Linked DNA regions of Mus musculus: region 2 is linked to region 1. The links are chromatin loops, found by intact Hi-C in ENCODE. Cell type or tissue: left cerebral cortex. All regions are shown on one strand. Region 1 has its middle 22 kb from the start of Ccdc130. Region 2 overlaps Cacna1a (calcium channel, voltage-dependent, P/Q type, alpha 1A subunit).

Region 1 (2,500 bases):
GACAGCTACAATGTACTTACATACAATAAATAAATAAATCTTTAAAAAAAAAAGAGTGTGCTGAGCGCCGGGCGTGGCCAGCACTCGGGAGGCAGAGGCAGGCGGATTTCTGAGTTCGAGGCCAGTCTGGTCTACAGTGAGTTCCAGGACAGCCAGGGCTATACAGAGAAACCTTGTCTCGAAAAAAAAAAAAAAGTGTGCTGCTTAGTTCTACAAACATTAAATTCCAGTAAACCCAGCAACTGTGGGTGTGGTGGTGTGCCGTGTGCCAGGAGGATGTATGTGGGCTACATACTCTTTCTCCAAAACCGAAGACTGGAGACAACAGAGCAGAGCATGCCTGTCAGTTCAGGGCCTCGTTGGAGGCTATAGACAGCACACAAGCAACTGAGCTGCAGAGAGTAACACAAACCAGCCAGGTTGGAGGGGCTGGCGCTGTCTGAAGGCTCCCTGCTGGCGCTCTGAGCTATTGTCTCCTGGTCACCAGAACATCCTCCCTGACATAGGCAACAAGGAGGAGGAGGTGAGGAAGCACAAAGAAGCTGGTGACTCAGAGGCCAAGGCAGTGGTCCTGAGAGGGATGGAGTTCCAGGGGTGAGTCAGATGGCCACCAAGGAAAAAAAAAGCAGATGGACCAGATGGCTCAGAAGGTACCGGCACCTGGGGCCAAGAATCCACAGGGGATGAGAGAACGGACTCCTTCAAGGTGTCCTCTGATCTGTATACATAGTGCATTGTGGGATACATGTCCCTCTTCTCTATCCTCTTCTCTGTTTGTCTGTCTGCCTGCCTCTCTATCTCTATCTCTGTCTCTGTTCCCCCCACACAAATGGAATAAAATGTTCAAAAAAATCTATACTGTAATATCAGCAAAACCAGCTTTTTTTCTTATGTCCTCTGTGTTGTTTGCATGTAGTTGTGCTCCTGAAACAAGCACGTCTAAGTTGTATGCTTACCTACGTGACTTAGCCACAAGCCATACACTTCAGTATGCGTTAAACACCAACACTACAAGCAAGTGCCCACAGGCAGAGGCAGCCCTGCCTGGAGAGGTAGCTTCTTCAGGGGCTTGTTGTCAGTGGAGGAAGCTGCCCACAGAATGCCAGCCTTTTCAGACCTTCAGGTTCCTTCCAAAGCATCGTGTATTCTTCCTGCTGCCGCCAGGAGGCGCCCGTGTCTTCATTTGTTAAGAAAAGTAAAATTTAGGAAACAAAAATTACTGCATTAAAAAAACAAAAAACATAAAGACAGAATGGCTCGGAGGGTAAAGGTATCCTGCTGTGAGTCAGGAGACCCAAGTTCCATCTCTGGGACCCACATGGTGGATGGAGAAAACGGACTCCCTGGAGTTATCCATCAATTGCCACACACGGGCTGGAGTATGCATTTATATAGACAGGTGCACACACAAACACAATTAATTTACTATAGAAATTAATTAATTTACAATAGAAATCAGGTGGAGGAAATGTCTCAGTGGGTAAAATGCTTGTTGTGTGATATCGAAGGCCATAGTTTGGATTCTCAGCATGTACACAAGTCCCAGGGGTTTCATGTGATTGCTTGCCTGTAATTCCGGAGCCAGAGGCAGAGCCAGGGGACCCCCAGAGCAAACTGGTTCATCGGATTAATCCCATCGCAAACTCTGGGTTCAAAGTGAGAGACACACCTCAATATATAAGGTGAAGACTGATCAAGGAAGACACCGGGCAGGGGTCTCTGTCTTCCAAATATATGCACACACATGTGTGTGCACCTACACAGAATTGAAAGTGCACACATTCTACATACTCCCACAGGGGGAAAAAATCACACTATTTAAAAGAAGCCTCATGACCTGGTATAGTGGCAAAAGCCTCTTGGTGGATCGCTCCGGAGGCGGGGCGGGAGGACCGTGGAAAGGCCGAGGGCAGCCTGGACTTTGTCCCACAGATGGAGACACAGAAAGCAGGAGCTGAGGCTGTGGCTCAGGGACACAACATCCTGGCTTCCATTCCCAGCACCACATAAACCAGGCATGGCTACCACCCCAGCAGTGGAGGCAGGAGGATTGGGATGGAGGGCATCAAGGACATCTGCAGTATTGTGTGACCAGCATTTCAGCCTAGCTCCAGAACACCTTCATCTGCTTGGAAGGTCAGTGAATTCAAACTGGCCCTGCAGCATGGCGGCCACACAGAAGTTGTTCTGCCTTGTGGTGTAACCTTTTCATTTGATGGCTCTCGTTTGTGTGCAAACTGGGACGGGGACAATGAACTAAATCTCAACTTGCTTGTGTACAGTTTTAAAAAGGTCGTTTCTAATTATGTGAAGGTGTGTGTATGTGTGTGTGTGTTCATGCATGTGTGTGTGTGTGTGTGTTGGTTGGTATGTACACATAAATGCAGGTGTCCCACAGAGGTCTGAAGTGTCAGGTTCCTTGGAGATGGAGTTACAGACTCTTGTGAGCCACCTCAGAAGGCTGCTGGGAACCAAACTAAGTCACATAGAAAAGCAGCCA
Region 2 (2,500 bases), 260 kb after region 1:
GAGCAGGCGGGACCCAAATGCCCAGGCTCCACCAGCCCCACCAGGCCGTGAGCTTCCTTCCATCAGCTGCTTTCCCTGACTCGACATACAGACACCCTGCTGAACGTGTTCTTGGCCATCGCAGTGGACAACCTGGCCAATGCCCAGGAGCTCACCAAGGTGGAGGGCACAGTAACCACCTGCTCATGGCAGATCATGACAGCAGGGTTTGGAGGGATGTGGGGGCTGGGTCAGGGCTCTTGCTGGGGATGGGAGCACTGGGCACCTCTCCTGGAGCCATGCCATCCCTGATCAAGATAGTTTGTAGCCCAGAAGGGGAAGGGGACAGTAAGGTGGCTTCTGAGGACAGATATTGAGCCTGCACCCAAAGGCTTGAGGAATAAGGACTTTCAGGATAATGGGCACTGCTGCCAGCCAAAGGATGGGGCAAGGAGTGACTTGGTAGGGCCTCTGGCAGAGCTGGAGCTAGCAAGGCTCAGACACAGTGACAAGGGTTGCCCCTTCCCCCAAATCACCCTCCTTCTGACTTCCACAGGGAGCATGCCAGGGGACAGTTGATAGGAGGTTCGAGACAAGGTGCACAGGTTACCTGGCTGGGAAGACAGGGTGGGTCTGCAGGCTTATGTTTCCACCTGTGACCCTGTGCTGAGGAACTAGCCAGATGGAATGCCCTCAGGCTGGCCTTCCAAGGGACAACAGTACAGAGCTGTGGTCCAGGTGCCAGGCTCCACTCCAGTCCTCCTTCGGAGAAGGGGAAACTGAGGGTCAGAAAGAAAAGATCCATGGTCGCAGATGGTATGGCCACTACTTAAAGCATCATGCAGCCAGCGTGGTGGTGTGTGACTGAGCACAGAACTGAGGTAGGAGGATTGAAAGTTTAAGACGCGTGCCACATAAAGAACCTGTGTTCCCTCAAAAAAAAAAAAAAAAAGATATGCATGTGTGTGTGTGTGTGTGTGTGTGTGTGTGTGTGTGTGTGTATACACACACACACACACACACACCACATGTGGGAAAGCCAAGGCCAGGGAAGGTAGATGCCAGTGCCATACACCAGGAACTGCAAGAGCAAAGATGGAGCCCTACAAAGGGCAGAGAAGAGCTGGGGCAGGAACTCGGGAAGAAAAGTCACCGGGTGAGATGAAGCCCAGGTTTCATTCCTACTCAGTGACGCTGAATTATCTGGGGACAAGCTGGCATCACGTGCCCCTCAAGGCATCCTCCGGCATCCTAAGTGTCCTCAGGTCCATGCCAGTCAGGCCTGGGGGAGGAAACCCTGCTTTCTGCAAAGCAGCTCACGCCCCCTGGTGGCTGTGAACAGAGCAGCCAGATTATGGGCTGCGCAGAAAACCCTGGACAAGGTGGTGATGAGTGGGGCCCATGTGCCAGAGCTGGGCTCATCGGCCTTGGAGGAGAAAACATAGAGAAACCGCAGTTTGTGCAGTCTTGAGGTGTCAGGGACAGAGACCATCTTTCCTGCAGCCACGGCTGGCTCTGCAGAATTAACACACAATGCTTGCAGGCAGAGTCTTCCTCCCAGCCCCGGAGCCCCTCCCCAGTGCCTCAGAACCCAGGACTGCAAGGCTACAGGGGTAGGGGCTGCCAAGCTTCCATCTGTTTGCCCTGGCAGGAGGGAGGGAGAATTTCCCAGCCCCACCTCCGGCAGGGAAAAGCGGAAGTCTCCCACCCCAGGCACAAAGCCAAGAGTTCAGCCACCATGAAGCTGGCTGGCATGTGTCACCACAGTCCGATCCAGCCATGAGCTCATCCAAGACACAGGAGGCTGGCATGGGAAGACAGGCCAGCTACACTCCAAAGTGAAGGCAGCCATCCCCCTGCAGACCCCCGTCTTCCCCTTCATCCACTGTACATGTGGCTCACACCATTGTAATCCCCAAGCAAAGGAAGGGACTTGTTTGAGCTACATTTTACAGATACCATGCCTCATCCGTAATCATGGATTGACTACCAACAGTGAGCACAGGCTCGAAGCCAGGGAGAGTACGGTGAGCAAGACAGACAGACAGACAACAGTCCCTGCCCTGGGAGGACAGGATTCAGGTTGTAGAGGCAGGCCAGAAATCAGATGCATTTTTAAAAGCACTGTTTGTTAGTGCTGAAGGGAATAGTGCAGTGGGTTGAGTCAGGGAGTCCTGGAAGCTTGGTCATGAAGAAGAGACACAGAGAAATGGAGAGATTTTACTGAGGGTCACACAGCAATAAGTGGTTATGGCTGGGATTTTCACCCTGGCTGAATCTGAACCTTGTGGTTTTCTCCACTGCACACGAGACAATTAAACCTGAATGTGCTTCACACCCACCCAGCTGCCGGCTGAAAGTGTAGATCCCGAAGGCAGCCCTGGGTCTGCAGGTGCTGCCGGGGCCGGGAAACATTCGTTTTCAGTGTGGCTGAGACCAATGTTCCAACCACCTGGGTCTAAAAGATGCTGGACACGGTGCCTGACATCAGGGAACCCTGTCTCCTGTCACTGACAGTGAT

What was found. Hi-C counts contacts between places; a loop is a spot of excess contacts. Peaks named below come from ENCODE experiments on the same cell type or tissue, not always from the same donor. Only the 100,000 strongest peaks of a DNase experiment are listed, where the experiment ranks them.
Region 2: it touches region 1 in a loop (2.2-fold over the local background); 8 of 42 quality-filtered maps call a loop at or near these places.

Annotation. Positions count from the first base shown.
Region 1 is chr8:84,290,741-84,293,240 of GRCm38, forward strand. No RefSeq gene overlaps it. Among named protein-coding and RNA genes, the nearest start is that of Ccdc130, 22 kb to the left of the region's middle. In left cerebral cortex, CTCF peaks have their summits at 1,156 (motif pointing right) and 1,373; a DNase peak (open chromatin) is centred at 1,148.
Region 2 is chr8:84,553,171-84,555,670 of GRCm38, forward strand. Cacna1a (calcium channel, voltage-dependent, P/Q type, alpha 1A subunit) reads left to right here. Exons shown (of 47, transcript NM_007578.3): 17 at 92-159. Among named protein-coding and RNA genes, the nearest start is that of Gm32854, 34 kb to the right of the region's middle. In left cerebral cortex, a CTCF peak has its summit at 1,313 (motif pointing left); DNase peaks (open chromatin) are centred at 8, 1,299 and 1,680; H3K27ac peaks cover 1,601 bases.